Regions from separate parts of the Mus musculus genome. Here region 1 is linked to region 2. A link is a loop called in an ENCODE intact Hi-C map of the cell type or tissue named here. Cell type or tissue: gastrocnemius. All regions are shown on one strand. Links, peaks and the distances in the headings refer to the core of each region. The heading gives the core; the rest is flanking DNA. Region 1 holds the start of Lhfpl4 (lipoma HMGIC fusion partner-like protein 4). Region 2 holds the start of Cpne9 (copine family member IX).

Region 1 (12,325 bases), core at 7,326-12,325, 86 kb after region 2:
AGGGGGTGCGGCCTCATTGGAGGAGTTGTAGCCTTGCTGGAGAAGGTATGTCAGCAGAGCTGTGCTTTGAGGTTTTAAAAACCCATCCCAGGTCCAGTGTTTCTCTTTCCCTCTGCCTGCTGCCTGCAGACATCATGTAAAGCTCTCAGCTACTACTCCAGCACCATAGCCGTCTGCTTCTTGCCATGTTGATCACTGAAACTTCTAAACTGTAAGCAAACCAACTAAATGCTCCTCACATTAAATGAACTGTAAAGACAATGTGTTAGTCAGGGTTCTCCAGAGAAACAAAATTGATAGAATAATAATCTATATTAAAGGGGGATTTATTAGATTGGCTTACTGTTTGGGTAGTTCATCAATAGCTACCTTCACCAGACAGACTAACATCCCAATAGCTCTGAGCCTTGAGGCTGGATGCCTTCGCATTCCCAATTTGGTATTGACAATGGAGGATTACCGGGGAGTCATTGGTCTTCAGTTCACATAGAAAGATTGAAGAAGCTGGGCTCTGATGTCAGTGAAGAATGGCAGTGGCGGCAGCAGTGGCAACAGCGGGGTAGATGAACTCTATAGCAATGGAAAAAGCAAATAGGCAAAAAGCAAATGCCTTTCTTCCTCTGACCTCATATCTAAGGTTGGCACCAGAAGGTGCTGTCCACATTAAGATAGGTCATCCCACTTCAAGTGACCTGGTCAAGCAAAGTCCTTACAGGTTCCAGAGACTTGTCTCTTAGTCAATTCCAGATGCAGTCAAGCGAATCACCAAGACTGACAATCATAGTGGACAATCAAAGGATCCCCCTACCTCCTGTTTTTCTTCCTTTCTTCTTTTTTTTTTTTTTTTTTTTTGCTTTAAAATAAATTCTCACTCTGTGGCTCCGGCTGACTTCAGACATAGCTATCCTCCTGTCTTAATCTCCCAAGTGCTGGGACAATAGGTGTGCACCAGAAATTTTTAAAAACTAATTTATATTATAGTCTTTGCCAGTCACTAAATATGTATATATATATATATATATATATATATATATATATATATATATAGTCTCAACATGCAGTTCCCGAGCCATGGCCTAGAACTTACTCTGTAGGCCACGCTGAACTTAAACTCACAGAACATTTACCTGCCTCTGCCTCCCAAGTGCTGGGTGTGCCCCCATGTTCACCTAGATTGTGTGTCTTAACCAGAAATCAACTTTTTTTTTAAAGCTTCCTGAGGTCTCTCTGCTTAGCCTACTTGCTGTGTCTTCACATGCTGGCGTCTTGGCCTAAGTCAGTGGTTCTCAGCCTGCGTATAATGACCTGTTTGCCAAATGACTCTGTCACATGGGGTCACCTAAGACCATCTGCATATCAAATATTTACAGTATAATTCATAACATTAGCAAAATTACAGTTATGAAGCAGCAATAAAAATAATGTTATAAGCTGGGCGTGGTGGCGCACGCCTTTAATCCCAGCACTCGGGAGGCAGAGGCAGGTGGATTTCTGAGTTCGAGGCCAGCCTGGTCTACAAAGTTCCAGGACAGCCAGGGCTATAAAGAGAAACCCTGTCTCAAAAAACAAACAAACAAAAAAATGTTATAGTTGAGTGTCACCACGACATGAGGAACTGTATTAAAGGGTCGAAGCATTAGAAGTTTGAGAACCACTGGCCTAAGTTCTGTCTGTGTCCTAACTTCTTTTGTAAGGATGCCAGTCATCAGATGTCCATGCACGGCACCTCATTTTACTATGTCTCTTCAAGCCCTATCTCCAACTCCAGTTACATTGCTGAGAGTTAGGACTTTAACATAGGAACAGTGTGACACACGATTCAGCTCCTTATACTATGAAAGGGCTTACTATAGGCATTAAATGGAATAGTCCAAGTACAGGATGGGGGACCTAGATGTAACACAAGTCGAACTGTGCACTTAGGCTGGATACAGAGCTTTTCTGGGGACCTTCTGTTCTAGGTGCTCCTCCAGCATGGTCCTTGCCTTATGGTCTCATGACTTGATCTTTCTCTTTCTTCATTCTTTTTTTTTCTTGTGTGTGTGTGTGTATGATGTGTGTGGTGTGGTGTGTGTGTGGTGTGTATGTGATATGTGTGGTGTGTGTGTGTGTGTGTGTGTGGAGTATGCTGTATGTATGTGTGTATGTGGTGTGTGTGTATGTGGTATGTGTGGTGTGTGTGTGTTGTGGGGTATATGGTGAGTGTGTGTTTAGTGTGTATATGTGGTGTATGTATGTATGTGTGTGTGAGTGTGTGGTGTGTATCTGGTGTGTGTGTGGTATGTGTATATGTGTGGTGAGTGTGTGTTGTGGGGTATATGGTTTGTGTGTGTTTAGTGTGCATATGTGGTGTATTTGTGTGTGTGTGAGTGTGTGGTGTGTATCTGGTGTGTGTGTGTGTGGTATGTGTGTATGTGTGGTGTATGTGTTTGTGTGTGGTGTGTACCTGGTGTGTGTGTGTGGTATGTGTGTATGTGTGGTGTATGTGGTGTATGTGTGGTGTGTGTGGTATGTGTGTATGTGGTGTGTGTGTGTTTATGTGTGGTGTGAATCTGATGTGTTGTGTGGTATGTGTGGTGTATGTGTTTGTGTGTGGTGTGTGTGTTCAAGAGAGCATGCAAAAGCATTTGATGGTCAGGAGTCTATGTAGACTGTCTCCTTATTTCGCTGTTCATTATTATTTTATTTATTTATTTATTTATTTATTAATTTATTTATTTATTATTAGGTATTTTCCTCATTTACATTTTCAATGCTATCCCAAAGGTCCCCCATACCCACCCCCCAATCCCCTACCCACCCACTCCCCCTTTTTGGCCCTGGCGTTCCCCTGTACTGGGGCATATAAAGTTTGCAAGTCCAATGGGCCTCTCCTTGCAGTGATGGCCGACTAGGCCATCTTTTGATACATATGCAGCTAAAGACAAGAGCTCCCGGGTACTGGTTAGTTCATATTGTTGTTCCACCTATAGGGTTGCAGTTCCCTATAGCTCCTTGGGTAATTTCTCTAGCTCCTCCATTAGGGGCCATGTGACCCATCCAATAACCGACTGTGATCATCCACTTCTGTGTTTGCTAGGCCCCGACATAGTCTCACAAGAGAGAGCTATAACTGGGTCCTTTCAGCGAAATCTTGCTAGTGTATGCAATGGTGTCAGCATTTGGAAGCTGATTATGGGATGGATCCCTGCATATGGCAGTCACTAGATGGTCCATCCTTTCGTCACAGCTCCAAATTTTGTCTCTGTAACTCCTTCTATGGGTGTTTTGTTCCCATTTCTAAGAAAGGGTAAAGTGTCCACACTTTGGTCTTCGTTCTTCTTGAATTTCATGCGTTTGGCAAGTTGTATCTTATATCTTGGGTATCCTAAGTTTCTGGGCTATTATCCACTTATCAGTGAGTACATATTGTGCGAGTTCCTTTGTGATTGGGTTACTTCATTCAGGATGATACCCTCCAGGTCCATCCATTTGCCTAGGAATTTCATAAATTCATTTTTTTAATAGCTGAGTAGTATTCCATTGTGTAAATGTACCACATTTTCTGTATCCATTCCTCTGTTGAGGGGCATCTGGGTTCTTTCCAGCTTCTGGCTATTATAAACAAGGCTGCTATGAACATAGTGGAGCATGTGTTCTTCTTATCGGTTGGGACATCTTCTGGATATATGCCCAGGAGAGGTATTGCGGGATCCTCCGGTAGTACTATGTCCAATTGTGATCAAAACTGCATGGTACTGGTATAGTGACAGACAAGTAGACCAATGGAACAGAATTGAAGACCCAGAGATGAACCCACACACCTATGGTCACTTGATCTTTGACAAGGGAGCTAAAACCATCCAGTGGAAAAAAGACAGCATTTTCAACAAATGGTGCTGTCACAACTGGAGGTTATCATGTAGAAGAATGAGAATTGATCCATTTCTATCTCCTTGTACTAAGGTCAAATCTAAGTGGATTAAGGAACTCCACATAAAACCAGAGACACTGAAACTTATAGAGGAGAAAGTAGGGAAAAGCCTCAAAGATATGGGTACAGGGGAAAAATTCCTGAATAGAACAGCAATGGCTTGTGCTGTAAGATCAAGAATCGATAAATGGGACCTCATAAAATTGCAAAGCTTCTGCAAAGCAAAAGACACCGTCAATAAGACAAAAAGGCCACCAACAGATTGGGAAAGGATCTTTACCTATCCCAAATTGGATAGGGGACTAATATCCAATATATATAAAGAACTCAAGAAGGTGGACTCCAGAAAATCAAATAACCCCATTAAAAAATGGGGCTCAGAGCTGAACAAAGAATTCTCACCTGAGGAATACCGAATGGCAGAGAAACACCTGAAAAAATGTTCAACATCCTTAATCATCATGGAAATGCAAATCAAAACAACACTGAGATTCCACTTCACTCCAGTCAGAATGGCTAAGATCAAAAACTCAGGTGACAGCAGATGTTGGCGAGGATGTGGAGAAAGGGGAACACTCCTCCATTGTTGGTGGGATTGCAAGCTTGTACAACCACTCTGGAAATCAGTCTGGCGGTTCCTCAGAAAACTGTTCATTATTTTTTGTCGAGCTCACTGATTGCACTTGCCTGGCTGGCCAGGGAACCATAGAAATCCTCCTGTCTCTACCATGCTGCCTGTATACTGCTGAGACTGGTGGGGCCTTTGTTGTTGTTGTTGTTTACCTGTGTTTGTTTTTTTTTAAACATGGATATTGAACCCAGGTCCTCTTACCTACATGGCAAGCACTTTACCAACTGAGCCATCTCTCCAGTCCCCTTCTTTTTAAAATTACTACTACTGCTGCTGCTGCTGCTGCTGGTGGTGGTGGTGGTGGTGGTGGCAGGTTTTTTGAGACAAAGTTTCTCTGTACAATAGCCCTGACTGTCTTGAACTCACAGGGATCTTCCAGCCCCTGCCTCCTGAGTGCTGGGATTAAAGGCGTGCACCACCATGCTCAGCTTTATTTTTTATTTTCTGAAAGTGTCTCATATAGTCAGGATTGGCTTAGGATGTAGTTCAAGATAAACTTGCCCTCCTGATCCTTCTGCCTTCACCTCCCAAGTGCTAAGATTAAACACATGTACCCTGACACTTAGTATGCATTCTCCTGGTTTCTCTGCCTACTGCTGCTGCTGCTGTTACTGCTGCTTGCTGTCTGCCTTTCCAACCTCCCCAACCTCCTGCTTGCCCCTTTCGGTAATAAATCTCCTTCGTGTTGAGAATTTGGTGGCTGGATGTGTTCCTCCCTTACAGATGGAACCTGGGGTCTCATGAATGCCAGGAAAGCACTCCACTGGACTATACATCCCCAGCCTTATAAATAGTGGGGCTCCTTCCTGCTATATTACTGGCGAAGTTGTCTTCCTCCCACCCCGGCCTCTGAAGCATTGGCATTGCAGGTGCACACCACCATATTCCATTTTTTGGTTCCATTATAATCTTTCCATCCTTGTTCCTTCTTGGTTCCCATGAGATGTTCTTCCTGTGAACAGACCTCATGTTTCCTCTCTTCAACTGCTGTAAGTTTGCCCTTTGAAATGGGACACATCCCGTCCCAGGCCCTTACAGCTCAGCAAGTGCATCTCTAAGGCTCCTGCTGTATCTCTTTTTTGGAGACGTCACTTATTATTAAACTTTAATGATAATCACTTATATTTATAGCCCTTTTTCCATTTACAAAGCTCTTTTCTATCCATTATCTCTTTTAATCCTCTCAGCATCTGTGAGGAGGAGGAAGTGTGCTTTTCTCTACTTTACAAATGAAGAAAATAAGACTCTCAAGAGTAACATCAGAACTTGGGAGGCTGAGGCAGAAGGATTGCTACAGTTGGAGGCCAGCTAGGGCTGCATAGTAAAACACAGACTAAAAACAATAACAGCAGCAGTAGTGGCAGCAGCAGCAGCAGCAGCAATAACAGTAGCAGTAGCAGCAGTAGCAACAAGAAGCCTGGGAGGGGTGCACACCTGTAATCTTAGCATTTGTGAGGCTGAGGCAGGAGGATCCCAGTGAGTTCAAGACCAACCTGGAGTATGTGTCTCAAACCTCCTCTCACATCTTCCCTCCCTAAAAAATGTAGTCTTTGACTTGTGAGCCACACAGATCATATGTGGCAGAGTTTGGTCTCACATTCTGGTCTTTTGGTTTTGAATAGCTCATGTATTAGATAGTCTTCTATTAAAAAAAAATCAAGCAAAAGCCCACTGAAGCTGGTTAATGCATGCCTACAATCCCAGCACTTGGAATGTGGAAGCAGGAGGACCAGAAGTCTGAAGTCATCTTCAGTTATGTTTTGAGTTCGATGCCAGCCTGGGTTACAGGAAACCCTGTCTCAGCAAATAACTAAATCAATATATAAGCTCCTACTATCTCTTTTAGAGAAGTGCAGATGAATTATTTAAGACTATTTAGATTGGAAACAACAACAAAACATAAGGGAAACTGGCTTAAGCAGAAACAAAATTTACTGGCCTACCCCAGGATCAATCCGGGAACTGGGTGAGAAGGGATCAATGGGGCCAATGCACTATTGTCAAAGCGGTGTGGACAGAACTTCACTGAGAGCCTCTGCTCTAGAGAGGGAAACCAAGACCCAGCCTTGCAGGAACTCGCAGTGAATCTTTGATGTCCTTTTCTTCTGGATGGCTCAGCGTGGCTCAGCAGGCTAGGAAAAGAATAATTTAAGACAAAGCAGGGAACAGGGCAGGAGATTGCTTGGAAATCACCCAAACTGGAAGCATCTGCAGCAGGACCCCTCTGTCTTCTTACATCTTCCGTCTCCCGAGTCCTCTTGACTCCAGTACCCCGCATTGGAGTGCCACCCTTCAGGGGGCTCATCCCTGCTTATTAGATGGGCGAGATGGTTTGTGACAGGTTGACAGGGCAGTTGTCTTCTTCCATGGCATGTCTTCCTTGGCTTCTATCCCCATCTGCAAAATGGGAAGAGGTATTGGAGGAGATTGCTTGCCCCATCCCTTCTGCTCATGCTTCCAGGACCACAGGATCCTTGGCAGGTGGAAAGGAAGGCTCCTTCAAAGAGAGTGGAAAGAGAAGCCAAGTTCATGCCAGTACTCCGTTCCTGGGGATGGTGAATTCACATGGACCTGAGGTCTCAAGTTGTGGAATTTGCTAGGTCCATTCTCCCTTTATAATCTGGGATTCAAACGCCTGTTTCTTATAAAGACATCAAACAACAACAAACCCACCCACAACCCCACCCTGTTACCACCATTTCTTAAAAGTTGAAAATGTTGATCTAGGATGTCGCTCTGTTAGTAGAATGCTCTCCTGGTTTGATCTCCAGAAACGTACAAAACAGACACAAAACAAGCTTGTTGGTGCATGCCTGCGATTTCAGCACTCGGATAGAAGCAGGAGGATTCCTGCATGTTCAAGGCTACCCTGGTCTTAACACAGTGAGTTCTAGGCCAGCTAGAACTACTTAGCATACTCTCCCCAAATAAAGCAGACTTTTACAAAATACATAATCAGAAAACAAAAACAAAAAACAAAAAGGAGAACCAAAAAAAAAAAAAAAACCCAAAGACCAAAAGAACAGTTTCTTATTTCACTGGAAAAAGACATTTAAAAATATGACATGAGTTTTTGCATATAGATATGAGTTTCAACAAACATACTTCTCTGTGTGGTCCAGTGTTTGGGATCCACTAACATGTGCGTGCTCGAGCACACACACACACACACACACACACACACACACACACACACACACACACACCTCTATAAAATGGGGCATAATTTGTCCACTTTACAGATAAGGAAACAGGTCCCGATAGCTCAAGTTCAAGGTTAGTGTTAGTTTGTCTGGGTTTCAAAGGCTAAGCAATGACTGAGTCAAGCTGCCTCCCAGGAGTGCCCCTGAGGGTGTTCTTTGGCCTAATCACCACCCTTGACTTTGAGGCGTTGTTGTTTAGATCTTCATGATGTTCAGACTTCATGGCTTGCATCGACTTGGGCACGGGGGAGGATGTAAAGGAAAAACCAGCTTGCCAGCCCCTTTCCCTCCTGGTTTTGGTACTCAGCCTGGGTCTTGTTCCCTGGCTCCATCTCCTTGTTCTGTGGGCCAAGGAATCCCCAAGGCTGGCGTGGGGTGTTAACAGTTTAGGAGTTTCCCTCTCCCAGGGGGGTGTTGACAGTTTCCTAGGAGACTCTGAAAACCTTCAACGCCTCTAAGACGCAAAGGCGTGGAAGCAGAATGGAGAGACTGGAGGCATTGTCATAGATGGTAGGGGGTAATCAGGAATCAAGAGATTGAGTTCAACGTCTATCAATAATCCTCATTTCGTTCCTTCCCCCATTTCCACGGGCTTTGTGGGGAGCTGGAACCCCACAACTCAGGTTGACCGAAGGGAGTCCCAGTAGTCAGGAGGCCTGAAGCCGGGGCTGGGGTAGAGGCTATGTTTCTGGCTGAGGGACCTCAGGGTCACCGTGCCTGACCGTACCTCTGACTGTCAGAACCTGGAGGGCCCCTTTCCCTCCTCCTCCCCCGCCCCCCTTCCATTCCTCTCAGTTCTTTACGCCCGCGCGGGAACGCGCCCCGGCCGCGCCGCGCCAGTGCCCGGGAGCGCGCGCCTCGGCGCGGGAGCGCGCCCCGGGGAGAGCCGGAGCAAGATGGAGGCCGCGCAGAGGACGCCGCCTGGGCCAAGGCAACCGCTGTTAGGAGCATCGAGCACCGGAGCTTGAGCCCTGCCGGTCCCGGATCAGCCGTCCCGACTCGGCCCAGGTTGGTCTTCCCACATCCCTTCTCCGCGGCCGCAGCCTCCGCGCGTGTCCGGCCTGGGCGCGGGGCAGCCCCCCCCCCCCCAGCTCTGGCCCTACCCGGGCCCAGCGGCTCCCCCGCGCCAGGCACGGCCCCTGCCCACCGCCCGCCCCTCCAGGCCCAGACTGCCCGCTGGCCTCGATCGCCTGTTCCCTTGGCCTGGAAAGCCACTCTCCTCGGCCCTGGCCCGCCAATCCTACACTACCCCCCCGCAGCCGACATTCAGCCCCGGCTTCTAAGGAGCCCCCCCTATCCCCGCCCCCCAATCCCCGCCACAAGTGCAGACCCTGCAGTGTCAGCCCCTGATTCCACGCTAGCCTCATCCTGATTCCAACACTTAGCCCTGGGTACCAGCTCCAGTCTTCTGCCTGGCCCTACTGTAACCTTCCTCGTGCCCTCAGTACCAGCCCCTGACAACCTCTTCTCTTCCTTATAGAGAAGCGTCTATCCTCTTTCAGATCCCCTTTAGACACCCAGTCCCAGACCCACTACCCCTAATAACAGCTCCAATATGCCCTTCCCAGCTCTCTCTATTCGGTGCTTGTTAATGCTCCAATATTGATCTCCATCTTTCATTACATCTCCCCACGTCCCCTTCTTAATCCAGCACCAGTTCCCAAGCCCCCTCTTGAACTCCCCCACGAGCACTTTCTGGCACCCCCCTACTTCCAGATCCCATGTCCTCATCCCATCCCCCCCCCAACTTTCCCATGACTCCTTCTCAGGCCCCCCAATAGGAGGCCTTCAAGTCGCCGCCCCAACACTGTCATGACCCCCTCCTAGCTCCCCAGTCAGCCCCCAGGTTCCCAGCTCCGCCTCAGGCCCCGCCCTTGCGAGTTCCTAGACTCAGGGCTGCTTCTCGCGTGCGTCCCCAGCTCCCGCCCCGCGGCCGGTGGTCAGTCCTGGGCCGGCGGCCCCCTGTCAGCCGCTGCCGCCGGCCCCGCCCCCGGGCACCATGCTGCCCTCGCAGGAAGCCTCCAAGCTCTACCATGAGCACTACATGCGGAACTCGCGGGCCATCGGCGTGCTATGGGCCATCTTCACCATCTGCTTCGCCATCATCAACGTGGTGGTCTTCATCCAGCCCTACTGGGTAGGCGACAGCGTGAGCACTCCCAAGCCTGGCTACTTCGGCCTCTTCCACTACTGCGTGGGCAGCGGGCTAGCGGGCCGCGAGCTCACCTGCCGGGGCTCTTTCACCGACTTCAGCACCATCCCGTCCAGCGCCTTCAAGGCGGCCGCCTTCTTCGTGTTGCTTTCCATGGTGCTGATTCTCGGCTGCATCACCTGCTTCGCTCTTTTCTTCTTCTGCAACACTGCTACTGTCTACAAGATCTGCGCCTGGATGCAGCTCCTGGCAGGTAGGGGAGGAGTGGGCGCAGGACCCTTAGCAAAGATGCTAAAGATGGGAGCTCTTTCTTGGAAGAGTCAGGGCTAAATTCCTCTTCTCTGTATTGAGACACTTCAGGCCAGCTCTCAGCAGCTACTGGGGAGAACATTCAACAACAGAGAGCCACCTTAGGGCAGGGGACAATCTTTAGAATTGGTATTTGGATCCCTCATGTTGAAAGCTCGGGTCTACTGATGGATTAGCACTATGTTCGTGTTTTGGGGGTCTTTATTGGCGGCGTTTGAGGAGGACAATTTTTTTTCCTGAGTGAGGGCTTACTATAAGTATGATCAATTTCTGTTATGCTGGGGGCGTTGATGCAGAAATTGGTGACTCGAGAGACTTGTCTTGGACCTTGAACTCACTGACATTGTTGGCTTTTTTGAGGTTTGGTTTCTCATCTGTAAAATGATGCAGAGGAGAAATCCTGTCCTGAGAGTTGGGAGGCTATCTGTGGTGTTGGTACTGAGAAGATGCGTGTGGAAAGCTTGCAACACAAGCCTCTGAAGAGAAGGTTTCCATCCTTTTAAACGTACCCCTGACCCACATTCAGGAAGGGTTCTGTGCCACAGTCAATGGTGATGAGTCCTTTGAAATCTCTGAACTGTTTGGCTGGGATAGTCATCTTCCCCTAAGGCTCAGGGAAAGACCTTTTGGGAATGAGAAATGCTGAGACAGTTTCCCCTGATCCATTAGAGTCCTGTGTCCCCACCCACTCTTCGATCGCAGTCACATTTTGAAAACTCAGCAGCCTGGATATTTGCCTAATTGCAGGAAAGGAAAAGAGAGTTGGACCGGGCAAAGCGGAGCCTAGGGACTGAAGGGTGGGGAAGAAGATGGGTAGAGGCTAGGGGGAAGTTTGAAGCCTTCCAGGGATGGGAAGGAAAAGAGAAGGCTTGATAATGGTGCATTAGAGATGCTTCTTTGCAGTAAGCACTTCAGATCGTTCAACAAGTGGTCAGCCTTTCAAAAGGGGTGCCCAAAGGAAAGGTGATAGATGACAGCTTGTAAGCAATCCCACCGCAGGATATACTGCACGGACTTGTCTCTGCAGTGTGGTATGTGTTCACTTGAACCTTTCCATTGGAAAGAAATCTCCATCTTTTCAAGGAAGAGTGTGAGTTTTTCAAAAGGGCTGGAAGTCACTCAAGGTCAAGTGCTAAGAATGCAGTAGTGATCAAATTAAGACTTGTCACTTGGGCTGAAGGCCAGATGTGATGTCAAGGCCATGAAGCTAGTTTGCTTCCCCAAGTGGACTCTTACAAATGTAGGGAGGAATGTCTGTCCTACTGGGGGGTATTGAAGGTCTGAAGATGGCTGATTGGAAGAAGGTAGTATATATTCAGATATGGACGTTCTTTTATTTTTAAAGGTTTCTTTTTTATTTTTAGTTATGTGTATGTGTGTGGGGTGGTGGTGGTGATAAGGTACATTCAAAAGCAGTTGAGTGTGGAGGCCAGAAGAGGGCATTGGATCCCATGGAGCTGAGGATACAGGTAGTTGTTAGCTCTCTGATATGAGTACTGAGAACTGTGTTCTGGTCCTCTGTAAGAGCAGATAGCATTCTTAAACATAGAGCGGTCTCTCCAGCCCTCAGATATGGACCTGTCTTAATGGGACTCTTTAAGAACCATTGAAAAGAACAGAGAAAGAGAAATGAAGGGAGTGTGGATATTGTTCCATGTTTTCCAGTGGTGTGCAGAGGTGACAGCATGGGTTTCCGTTGTGTTCTCCCCTGAAGGCAAGCTGGAAAGATATATGCTCATCTAGAAAACCAACTCATCAACTCTAATTTGGACTGTGTGACTAGGATGCTGACCTCTTGGCCCGCTGTTCCTCTGTAATCCGTGTGAGATTCCATCCTGGGATTTGATGGACAGTCCAACTGTGTGATCACTGAAATTTAACAATCTTAGCGATCAGCACCTTCAAACTTCATCTTCACTTCTCCTGTTTCAGAGCGGCAACTGCCACAGACCTGTGAAAGACTTACTCAAAGTCACACCACTAGTGTGGGAGTAAATCCAGTCTATGGGCAGGTTTTGTTGTTTGGTTGGTTGGTTGTTGGTTGGTTTTGGCCTCCTGGTCCAATACCTTTTCCTTTTCCTAAGGACTGAGGAGGCAGTTGGCAGAGTTAAGAACTT
Region 2 (12,342 bases), core at 4,837-9,836:
GATGGGTCATTGTCCAACAGTGAACCATCCTGCCTTGTGCCTAGTGCCTTACATTCTCTCCACATGTTCTGTGCCCTCTTCTGTCAGGGAGAAATGCAGTCTCCTGTCTAAGCACCACTCTGACTTTAATATGCTAATTTGCAGAACTGCAGCCCTGTCTAAACCCAACTCTGTGTAACCCTTATACACTCTCCCAGTAGCACACAGCCACACAACCCAGCTAACCAGTCTCCATTTCAACACACATGGCCTCAAACCTCAGATCTTTACCACCGCCCACTAACCCCACTGAGCACCCAAGGCTTTCTCTCCCCAGTTCGGCTACACAGAAGATCCAGTCCTCTCCCCTCAAAGCATCAGCCTCCTCCCATCCTCGCTCACTTAGCCAGTGACCTGGTTTCCCACTTGCTGACAAAACTGAAGCAACCAGAAGAGAGAGTCCACCCACTGCCATGCCACCCTGCCTGCCACCAGCATCTTCACCCACATGGCTGAGTCTTCCTACAGCTACTATAAATGAACTATCACATGCCTCTTTACCCCTCTGCCAGCTACTACCCGCTCTGTCTTGTCTGCACAGGGACAGCACACCAGCTATGTTCACCCCTTCTTTTACTTTGAGATTCTTTGTAGCTAACGGTTGCCTAGAACTCACTATGTAGCCAGGGATGGCTTCAAACTCACAGCAATGCTCCTGTTCTTAAGAGCTAGAATTATAGGCAAGGCTACCACACCTGCATGGCTTCCCCTGCCAGTTATCCCCCAGTCTCTAAGGGCCTAGTCACACCAAGTTACAAATGAGTTATACTTTTTCTCCTGTAAGAAAACTACAAACTGACATATGGCTACAAAGATGCCACAATGAAACCCATTATTCTGTATGCTCATTTAAAAACATATTTTAATAACTATAAATCTATTCTTCTTTTCTCTTGAAAGGTTCTTATGATGTAGCCTTGGCAGACCTTGAACTCCAAAACCTGCCCCATCCTTCCTAGCACTGGACTTACAGGTCCAGCATAATTTTCCACTTATTTGTTTCTGTGTATATGTGGATAACTTGTAGAGTTTGTTTCTCTCTGTTTATCATGTAGGTCATCAGGTCAGCATGGTGGAAGGTGCTTTTATCCATTGAACTACATCACCAGCCCTGTAAACCAATTCCTGACCCCAGGTCTGTGACATGCATGTCTCTCTTTTCCCCTTTGCAGCAAAAACTTTGAAATTTCTCTGGCCCCTTCTTATGTCCCTTTTCTACCCACTCTTAAACTTCTCCAGCCTTCACTTCCTCTTGTCAGTAGAGATAATTTCTAATTTCTCATTTTATCTGACCTGTAGCAGCATTAGATATGTTTGGTTCCCAATCCTCTGCTTCCTCCTCTTCCTTCTTTTTATGGTGTTGGGATCAAACCCAGGGCCACGTGGATACTGTGGATACAGTCTACCACTGAACTATACTGCAGGGCCTTTCTTTAAAAAGAAAGAAAAGAAAAGAAAGAAAGAAAAAGGAAGACATTTGCTTGCCTTTCATTGTGAGGGTGGGGATATTAAATCCACATTCCATGTTTTATCCAGAAACTGCTATTATGAAGCTAGGCATCATGGTACATGCTTGTAATCGCAGCACTTGGCAGGTGGAGGAGGGAGGTTTGGGAGTTCAAGGCCAGTCCTGGCTGCATATGGAACTCAAGGATAGCTTGAGACCATGTCTCCAAAACAAAAAAGCCACCAAACAAGTAAAGCATGGCTGCTATGACTGATACAGAGTGTCTTTAGTGTTGCAAGATTCACGTGGTACCTGTGACACCCCTTCACCTATGCAGCAGGCTATCCTCAGTTGAAAACTAAAAGGTAGTAACAGCTAGAAACTCCTATGCATGTTTAACCTGAGCCTGATCAAAGTGACGTGGGTGCCCTGTCACAGAACAGAGACTGCACAGAGGCAAAGTCTCATGGCCTGTGTGTGTGTCTGCTAGCTCTTGTATATATTTGGTATCTAAATTCAGCATGCATTCATGCTGAATCTGCCCTTCAAATTGGAAGTCTGTCTGTCTGTTTGTCGCTCCCCACCCTCCTCACCCCCTGGTTGACCTGCAGCTATATTTCCTTGGTTGGTCTCCAACTTAAGGCAATCTGCCTGCCTTAGCCTCCTGAGTGCTGGGATTACAGGAGTGGGCCACCATGCATGGATTGCAGTATACTCATTTTAACCACCACCACCACCACCACCACCACCACCACCACCACCACCACCACCACCACTACCACCACCACCACTACCACTACCACCCAAATGACTTCAGTTGGTGGCACAATTTCATCTTTCCTGCTGCTTAGGACAAAGGCCCTGGCCTCCTTTCCAGTTGTCCCCTTTCTTTCCCATCTGTATTTAATGGTTTTGGGATCTCTTGGCTTCCCCTTTAGAATACAGCCAGAGTCTGACCAGTTCCCCATCCCTCGATGCTTCCTCCCTGGATTATAATGCCAGCTTTCTTATTGGCCAGCTTTCTTATTGGCCAGTTTTCTGATTGGCCAGCTTTTTGATAGGCTATGTGCTTCTGTCTTTGTCAACCCAGGATTTATTCTTTTTGTAGTTTATTTGAGCCAGAGTTTATTCTTGACTCCGTGGCCAGCACAGTCAGACTATAGAACTCAGAACCTTACATAGACTCCATCTCAGAGTGAAAGCTACAAGGCCCTGTCTGGGAACTTCCTCATCTCCTGCCTCCTGTCCTTCCCTCTCTAGGCTCCACCCCCTGGCTGGTTTATTAAGGTGTAGGTTCATTAAGGCAGTTTCCTCTATGTCCGCAAGAGTTACTCTTCACCTTCAGGCACTGCTCCAGAGTTACTCATCTTCCGGTTGACCACTGGATTGAGTATGGTACCTCTCTCCCACCTGCTTTTTTTACTTTGATTCCTCTCTCCATATGTCATTTACTGCTCCTGTTTTGCACTGATTTCCACCTCCTTTCTCCAGCTAGCTTGGCTCAGGTTTATAATTCTAGCTCATTAAACAGTGGGTGACAGAGGTAGAACTGGGGGGAGAGTCCTCAACCAGGACCAGGCGACGGAGTGTGGCTAATGCACGGCTAAGGCACCGTCTAGTGAGTGGGCATAGTGGCGAGACCTGAGGATCTGATCTGATTTCAAGAAGCTTCCCAGTAGAGTGGGGCTTGGGAGAAGGCTTTAAAGATGGGACCAGACTTGGGAAAAGATGAAGAGGAAACATGTCTAGCCTGAGATTGATTTGAGCAGAGATAGGACTTTCTAGAGGAGAAAAGTGAGGTAGGGAAGAAAGCTCCAGCTAAAGCAATCTCGGAGCTCCTACAGACATCCTGGCTAGGAGGGGGAACTCAGAGAGACCCCTCCCTCCCCTGGACCCTTTCCCATTCAGCTCACGTAAGAGGTCGCTCCACACGGCTGCCCTGGCCTCCAATCACCTCTCCCAGGGCCAGGAATGCTTGTCCCAGGAAATCCTGTGCCAAGACAGGGAGTCAGCGAGTCCAGGAGGGGCAAGGAGTCCCAAGCCTACCCTGGTGAAGCTGCTGCTTTTGACCAAGTTAACTCCGAAGTGTAAATGACAGCCCCACGTGTTTTGTTTCTTGAGCATCTCCCAACCAAACTCTTTCCGGTGCAGTCTACTGCAGCCTCACCTTCTGCAGGTCCCGGGAGGCAGGCAGGGAAGGAAGAAAGGAAGCGAATAAGGCCAGAGCAGGCAGGGGAAGGAATTGGGGTGGGGGCTGGTAGGCCAGAGGGGCCAGGATCTAAGAAGGGCTGGTGGGTGCGTGAGGGGTGGGGAGGGAGGAGGTGTTTAGGGAAGTCCTTTGACAGGTTAGCCTCTATGTGCCCAAGCAACCTGCCAGCGACGGCTGGCTTACCGGTTTGGAGATATTGGCTTTAGAGTCGACGTTGTACCTGGGAAGAGAGTGGAACCAGTGTGGGGTGGGACTGGGTGGGAGAAAGTCTGGAAGAGGTTAGGTTTAGTCTTGGTTAAGATTGTAGGTAGAGAGAGGGGTAGTGGACACCAACTCAACTTGGGTGTGGTTTGGGACGTGTGTGCCAGGGGAGAGGGTCATGCGTAAGGTGAAGCCCAGGAGGAGGCTTGATGGGAATGGAGTAGCATGGGAGGGCGCCTGAGGCCAAGGTGGAGCTAAATTAGAAGGCAGGGTTGTGGGCAGGGCCTGGTTTGGGGAGGGAACTGGATGGATTCTGCATAAGGAGGCGCCAACTTGGGTGTGGGGGGCGGGGTTAAGAACAGTGAAGCCTTAGAAGGACCTGGGCTAGGGGGAGGAGCCAGGTAGCAAGGTGAAGTGGGGGCGAGACCAGGCAGAATTCTGGCTGATCCAGGTTGGGGGGTGGTGGTGGAGGGGGGTGGAGGGTAAGACAGGATTCTAGGAGGAGCCTCACACATCGAAGCGGAGATTTTGCTTTTCCTCAAAGAAATAGTCGAGAACGAATTTGCGCACGAAGTCTGGATTCAGTGTGTTGTCAATCACCTCGGTTCGTCCGAACTGGGCAGCAGGGAGGGGTGGGAGGACGGAGCATGAACGCAAGGCGTGCAGTCGGGCTAGAGGTTCCCGGGAGCGGCCCTGAGCTGGGCTGGGGCTCGGGGACTCACCTCCCGCCACTCCTGGCTGGCCCGGCTCTGCGTGTGAAGCACCACCACTGCGGGTGAGGGCAGGGGAGGGGAGCTCGTCAGGTCGGCCCGCACCCCTCACCGCCCCACCCGCTCCTACACCCCGGGTTCCTCCTCCAGGCCCTGGAGCTGCTTACTGGGGTCCGACTTGGAGAATGTATCCAGGTCTAGCAGATTCCTAGAGAAAAGCATCAAACAGATGGACAGAGGGCTAGCTCATTCTGGCGCTCACCACCTTGACACAGTCCTGAACTGACTGGGCACCTGGAGGAGACGTGGGGTGCAAATTGTATTCCCTCCTTATTACTATTCCCAGTGACTGTTGGGGTCCACACTGCCAACATTCAGGACAACATCAGACATCTCTGACAAATGGCTCTATATGTGCCCGCACTGTCTCCAAGGGTCCAGGACTACGGCTCGCCCCAGAACTTTGGTCCCTTGTGGCCCAGCTCTTCAGCGATTCCCATAGCCCACCTTTTGAGCCGGTAGGCTTGGGTGGGGCTGCCCAGGGAGACCCCCTTTTTCATCCTGCCAGTGACTCCAGCCTTCAGCCTCAGTTCTCTGTTGCTCGCTCCTGGTCGTCCCCTCTGTGGTCTAGCCCCCTGCCCACACTGAACCCGCAGCTGCGGTAGGCTGGGGAATTGCCAGTACTTAAACCCTCCCCAGCGCGGCCCGCTCACCGGCACGACACAGTAATTTCAATCTTGGTGGCCGGGACGCTACGCTCCGAGGCTCCGCTGAGAGACATGACTGGTCCAATGGCCAAAGCCGCGTAGGGGCTGCGAGACCCCGGGTGCCGAAGCTAGGGGCGGTGGCGAGGCCGGCCCATGTGCGGAGGCAGCGGCTCTCTCCAGCCTTGTGTGCGCTCCGCTGCTCGCGCCCTGACAGTGGCCACCAGCAGCAGCGGCTCCAGATGGCAGCACAGCCCCGCCCGGCCCTGCAGGCGGCCCCCGCCCCATTGGAGCAGCCTGGAGCTAGTCGGGGAAACTCACTCAAACCCCAACTCTGGCCCACACATCCTCTGGAAACACCAGAGCAATGAAAACCTTAGAACTATCCATGGTCCTGAAATATTGGGCTGGCAGGTGGGAGTTGGTAGCCAATTCTGAGCAGCGCTCATCTTTCCCGACCCATCTTGATCTCTGGATATGAAGTTACATTTCCCCCTTAATATTTGTGTGGCCTTGAGCAAGTTACTCAATATTAGTGGTTATGGCCCTAGTGGCAGCTACTGGCATACTTTAAGATAGGCTTAGTGACCTCTGGGTATTCACATTGATGGCCTATTAGGTCAGGGCTCTGGGGAACAGTTCATTGGCACAGCACCTGGTCTACTATATGCAAAGGCCTAGGGCCCATCCTCAGTACAGGGTGCGAGAGGAGGATCAATGAATGGTGAAGAGCTCTGAATCAAGCAGCCCCCTCCCTGTGCCGTGTCCACTGCTGCCTCCACAGCCCAGAAGCCTGCCCCTCTATTGGCTCAGGTCTCCTATCCCAGAGCACTGTCGCTTCAGGGTTTAACTAAAGATGAAAGCCGCCGGGCGTGGTGTTGCACGCCTTTAATCCCAGCACTTGGGAGGCAGAGGCAGGCGGATTTCTGAGATTGAGGCCAGCCTGATCTACAGAGTGAGTTCCAGGACAGCCAGGGCTACACAGAGAAACCCTTCTCGAAGAAAAAAAAAGCAAGCCAGTGAGGATATGCAGAACTTGCACAGAACAGGTAGTTGTGGTCGAACCCACTCAGCTGCTGACCTCTCCTTCCAACCCAGTCTCACGGGTTTATATGCCACTCCTCGTGGCTTACGCTGACTGATGGGGACTGAGAATTTGACTTGGTGGTAGAGCATTTATTTGCTTATAAACACAAGCCCGGGTTTCTTTCCCCAGCAAAGAAGGAACAGAGATAAATCCTACTTCGTAACTCCCCCAAACTCCAACCCTTCATTCAGCACGAGGCCAGGCAGTGAAGATTCCGAGCAGCTCAACGACGGTCACAACCGGATGAAATGCTAATGAAAAGCCATTCAAAAAACTTGCTTTTATTTTGTGATTAGTGTGAAATTGCCTCATTTTCAGTGCAGGTGATTCTCCTTCCCAGGAAACAAAAATTGCAGAATGGGGTTTTGCTGACATTATAATCTCCATGAGGCCCTGGGAACGCCCCTGTACCCTCCAACACAATTCTGAGAGTTGACAGTAATCTGAACACCAGGGTCAGTGGAAGGCAGTGAGTGGCGAGAGTGGTCACCAGTCAGGAGGTTGGGAGGTAGAAAGTCCCATCCTCAGGCCTGCTCAGGTTTGGGGCTGCCATGTGTGCAACAGAGAAGGGGGATGGGAAATTTCCCCTGCTCTCCAGGGCCCCTTTTGCCAGGCCTGGCCTGATTCCACAGGGCTCAGCTGAGACAGGGGCGGGAAATGGCTGTGGGCTGTCAGCTTCACAAGGTGCTGGTGCTTGTGCCCCGGAGCCCAACACCACGGGCAAACTGTTCTAGCAGGCCCCCGATGGCACCAGAGGGACTGGGGGTTGCTGCTCGAAGTCCCACTGTGCTGCTGTATGCAGCCAAGAAGGCAGACCGCACCTCCTGCAGCCTTGTCTCCCGGTCACTCAGAGCTGTAAGTCTGTAGGGAAGGACGAGAGATGATGTATTACCATAGGACAAGATCCAGCATCATCCCAAGTGGCCTATCCTTGAATTTTCAACTGCTTGAAGTCAGCATCTAGCATGTGGTCCAGACTCCAAATATATGGATGGCCTCCCTCTCCCCTTCCACATGAACTTTCAGCTCTCAGTCTACTCTTCCACACAGAACTTTTATTGGAGGCACCGACTCTTCCTGCTTCCTGCTGGATGACCAGCCATTCTGGGGATGATGGGAAGGGTGGTATTTGCTCCAACACCTGTTGGTTCCCATACCCTCTAAGAACAAGCTGAGGCACAAGCCTGTGGTCTGCTAGTAAGGAGGCACTCTCCCACCCTGACCCTCAAGATATGGCAACAGGTCTCAGCTGCTAACAGGCAGTGACTAGGACTGAACACCCTACCCTCTAGGAGGGGAATAGGCCAGTCAAAACCTGGCTGCCCTGAAGAGGCCAAGATGTCCCAGTGGAAAGCCCTGGGCTCTAGCTGAACCTTCAGCCAGTCCTGCCTCCTCCCAGGTAAACAGCTGGAAAGGTACTGCTCCAATTCTTCTCCCTTCCCTATTAGAGCACTGGTCATGGCATTAAGAAAGCCTCAATTACATCTGGAGTTACAGGTCAAATAGGGAAATAAGCACACACGGCTCAGGCTTATCCATGTGTGAATTCCACACAGGGTTGTCTGATGCCCTAGAGGGTCTGTAACAGAAGAGGCTTGAGGTTATCATCTGGCACCCATCCTCTGGACTCAAGGTCAGGTATGCAGACATTCTGCTAGATGGTTGGCTGGAGAACACTTTTCAAGGGCCACAGACCCAGAAGAGTCTCCACAGCCATCCACAAAGACTAACGAGGATGCTAACTCATCCCAATTTCGTCCCCAAAAGCCAACCTTGGAGAATACAACCTTGTCTCCAGATTCTGTAGAAGCAACTGCAATGTGCCCCCTTCCTAATAAGCCCAGGTCCTGGGGAAACAGATTGAAGTCTGGGAATAGGGGACAGTCTTGAGGCCAAGAGGAAGAGAGAAAAGTTCCGAGGGAAATAGGCTGGTGAGTGTTGTTTGAGAGGCAGAGGAAGCAGCATGCTCTGGGCAAAGCAAAGTCAGACTGATCCTATAGCAGCACAAGGAAAATGAGGCAATGACTATCCCTGCAACCCTGAGCTCTCTGCTGGCACTGTGGGAGACATGTGCAATGTCTCTGTATCCATACAGCACAAGGGATAGCCAAGGGTCTAGCTGTGTATTCACATGGCCTTCCACCTTCAGGAAGCAGACAGGACAAAGACCAATCTGCTTAGTGACAAGAAATGGAACCAAGACAGGGTACTGATGTCCACAGTACAAAAAGTAGGCAGTGGAGCTGGGATAGCAATTCTCTCTCAAGAGCTAACAGGCTTGGGAAAGTCAAGGCTAAGAGTTCAAGACCTAGCCTGGGAACAAAGAAGCTAGGATTTATATTGCTTCCTCCTAAGTCCAAGGGGGTCTTCACAAGGCACAGAGAGATCACATAATCCTCTGTCCTTTTGAGAAGCTCCCAGATCTGGGGAGCTGGCTGGGAACTCAGAGACCACCTCAGACTTCATTTGCATGACGATTTGTTGGATGATCTGGGGCTGCTGCCTGCTTCTGAGGTGAGGGATGCTGACAAGCAGGGCAGGAGTGGCCCATGCTGTCTCCAGAGAGGAGTCTTTCACCACTCTGGCAGAACACTTCTTAAAAAGATCTAAGGACTTTCTAGCCTCCAAAAATGGGATGGAGATGTGGCTTACTTGGTTGAGTGCTCACTCAGCATGGATGGAGTTCCATCCTCAGGACCATATAAGTCAGGCTTGGGGGCCCTGCACATAATCTCCGCATATAGAAGGTAAAGGTAAGCTGATCAGAAGTTCAAGGTGACCTCTGGCTACTACTATACCAATCCAGCCAGGCTAGAGATTCTGTCTCAAAAACAAACTCCAAAACCAAAAACCTAAGATCTAGCTTTGTGTCTTGGGGCCTGGCTGCCAGGGAGGCTGGGCTAAGCAATGAATATGGAAGCCCTATATATAGTGACCTCCCGGTTGTAGGGCTAGGACCTGGGAGTATTCAAGTATCCCAGTGTCTGTCAGCCCCTGCATGACTTCAGGAAGGCCCTCATCTTCCCCGATTTCCAAAGTAACTTGCCTCCAATCCGAAGTGGAAGAGTCAGGGCAGAAGGAACTCTTAGTTCTGCTTGGATGGCAGATGCAGGCTAACCCAGTGCCACTCTGCCCTGGCCTCTAACATACACCTATTTTCCTACCCCACTGTTCTGGTTTCAAAGGATTCTTCTGTCAGGCAAAGCCTTGCACATAAATAGAATCCTCTATAGTTAACAGTCCAGCTAGCTCTCCCTCCGGGTACACCTGACACATCTGTGGCTGGGCTTTTGGATGCTGAGAAGAGTGAACATGAAGCCTGATGCACTTCCTGAGCAGCCACAGGAGTCCTTCGCTCCCTGGGGATCCATAGGCTGCAGACAAATGGGGGAGGGGCAGAGACCCCAAGCTCTTCCCTCAGGTCAGCCTCACCCTCACTGCTGACCAGCATTCCTCATTGCTCTCCAGCTTTTGCCATGGGCAGGGGAGTATCCTGCCTTCTCCAGCAAGACACTTACAGACAACTGTTAGGGAGCTCATCCTGGAAGCTGAAAGGGAGAGAGGAGTCTGTGTGCAGGACAGGCCGGTCCTGAATACTGCCACAGCCCGATACCAGCTGCCAGCTGCCAAAGTCTGTGGAGAGAGAGGATCCGGGCAGGGGATGGTCCACTGATCTGGGGCAGAGAGAAGAGAGGGGAGATGATGTAGTCAGTCATATGCCTGACAGGAGTACCTGAGGAAGGGCGGGCAACACAATGGCCTATGCTACGACTGTTCCGATAGGGCAGCTGAAAGCCAACTTTCTCCAAAAGAGCCGACAAAACTGGTAAGGAGTGACTGAGAAAGGAGACTATGAGGCGTGCTGGGCTGTGAGGAGTGCTTTGTGCAGATACAGAAGCCAAAGACCAAGAGCAAAGCAGGGCAACAAGAGGTCCCCAGACTCAAAGCCTGTGGCAGCCGAGCCTTTCCTGGAGGCTGCTGCAGGAAAGCAGCCCCTCAGCAGCAGCGGTCAGGAAGATCAGGCTGGAGCTGGGCCCAAGGGCAGCCATCCACTCTGTGACATGCATCTGTGCTGTGGAACCCAGGGCCACTGAGATCTTATCAGAGGGGAGGACAAGCCTTTTGGAGACTGGGGAGGGTGGTGACCTAGATGGAAGAGTGAGCAGACAGAGCCCGAGGTCCCCTTCTTCTGCAGCTCCTTCCAGGAGCCAGCGTTTGTATTCAAGAGTGCCACGGAGAAAATTCATGGCTGTGCCCGGAGGGGAGGATGAATCAAACCAGGCTACAGATTGACAGCTTCATCAGGCCTTTTCTGACAAGAGGGAGGTTTGGAGTTGGGGAGGGAGCTGTGCTGCTACCTCCTCCCAACTCAGGCTAAGCTTTCTCCTCTGTTCTGGACAGCAGCTGACCTGTGGGCGTCTGGGAGGCTGCAAGTCAGTCTCTGGCATCAAGCCCAGAACTCACTACATAGCCCAGGCTGGCCTCCCATTTGAACAGTCCTCCTGTCTTAGCCTCTCAAGTGCTAGGACTGACCTTTTAACTGTTTAACTCAAGAATAGCAAAACGGGACTGGTGAGATGGCTCAGCAGTTAAGAGCACTGACTGCTCTTCTGAAGGTCCTTAGTTCAAATCCCAACACATGGTGGCTCACAACCATCTCTATGAGATCTGACACCTTGTTCTGGAGTGCCTGAAGACAGCTACGGTACTTACATATAATAAAATAAATCTTTAAAAAAACAAAAAAGAAAAGCAAAACGGCTCCCACAAGGATCTAGAAATAGGGCTAGAGTATAAACAATGGCAGGTCAGGAAGCAGGGGCAAAATACTTTACCTTATTTATCTGCTGGCATCAGTGGATCCTGAGATGATAACACTTCCACCCTCCCTCACATTAGTCAAAAAAAAATTTTTTTTTTAAAAATTTTACACACATTGGTGTTTTGACTGTATGTATGTCTGTGTAAGGGTATCAGATCCCCTGAAACTAGTGTTACAGACAGCTGTGAGCTGTCACGTAGGTGCTGGGAACTGAACCCAGATCCTCTGGAAGATCAGACAGTGCTCTTAACCACTGAGCCATCTCTCCAGTCCCCGACTGGCCAATCTTAGTGTCAAATACCCGTGACCTACGTACAGCTCTGCTGATCTGTTTGAAAGAGGCCTGCAACAAACTATGTAGTCCAAGTTCACTTGGAATTTGTAGCAATCCTCCTGGCTGCAGCTTCCCACCATACCAAGATACAGAGAGTTTCATTTTCATGTCACATGTATGTATGTTTATGTAATCCATGCATACCATAGTGGATGTCAGAAGACAACTTGTAGGAGTTGCTTCTCTCCCTCTACATATGCATCCTTGGGACTAAACTTAAATCATTAGGCTGGGTGCGTCATCTCATAGGCCTTATGAGGTTTTCTGAACTCAGGTTTGACTACATACAGGTTTGTCCTGAACTAGAAGCACCTTGAGAGAAGGGAAAACGAATGGTTTTCCACACTAAAAGCTGCTGTGAACTGGAATGCCTGCTACACTGGGCCTTGCCACATTTATCACTGTGGTGACCCTCAGCCAAATGTGATGTCTTTAGAGATGAGAAACAGGACATGGTCTACCTGATAGATGCCACGAGGGTGCATGAAGCCAGGTTTGAGTTTCTAGATAACTATATACCTCAGAGCTGTTACTCAGAGCCAGCCTCCTAAGAGAAGCCTGCCCTGGGTGTTCTAGCTATGTTGGGCCTTTAGCCAGTACAAACCTTCAGGGGCACAGCCTGGCTCCTCAGTTTCCACAGCCTATCTGATGGGTAGACTCTTTTCCCATTTTTAGCAGCTTATGGGGAAACAGCTTCTAAGACTCAAAGATTAGAGAATGGAGCACCTGAGCAGAGGGCACTGGAAAGATGAGACATTCCTGGACAAGGAATGCAATGAAGGTTCTCAA

What was found. A loop is a pair of places that touch in the nucleus more often than their neighbours do. Peaks named below come from ENCODE experiments on the same cell type or tissue, not always from the same donor. Only the 100,000 strongest peaks of a DNase experiment are listed, where the experiment ranks them.
Region 1: a loop joins it to region 2, with 1.9 times the contacts of the local background. A loop is called at or near these places in 2 of 42 quality-filtered maps.

What each region holds. Positions count from the first base shown.
Region 1 is chr6:113,191,645-113,203,969 of GRCm38, reverse strand. It overlaps Lhfpl4 (lipoma HMGIC fusion partner-like protein 4), which reads left to right and starts at 8,586. Exons shown (of 4, transcript NM_177763.3): 1 at 8,586-8,755; 2 at 9,667-10,152. The coding sequence starts at 9,747. In gastrocnemius, for the core only: no CTCF peak of the experiment used is centred there; DNase peaks (open chromatin) are centred at 8,176, 8,628, 8,887 and 9,710; H3K4me3 peaks cover 1,728 bases.
Region 2 is chr6:113,275,519-113,287,860 of GRCm38, reverse strand. It overlaps Mtmr14 (myotubularin related protein 14), which reads right to left. Exons shown (of 19, transcript NM_026849.2): 18 at 9,916-10,071; 19 at 6,469-7,258. The coding sequence ends at 7,075. It overlaps Cpne9 (copine family member IX), which reads right to left and starts at 5,554. Exons shown (of 21, transcript NM_170673.3): 1 at 5,320-5,554; 2 at 4,774-4,814; 3 at 4,619-4,665; 4 at 4,408-4,511; 5 at 3,879-3,915; 6 at 3,654-3,656; 7 at 3,400-3,476. The coding sequence starts at 5,387. In gastrocnemius, for the core only: no CTCF peak of the experiment used is centred there; DNase peaks (open chromatin) are centred at 5,535, 5,969 and 7,039.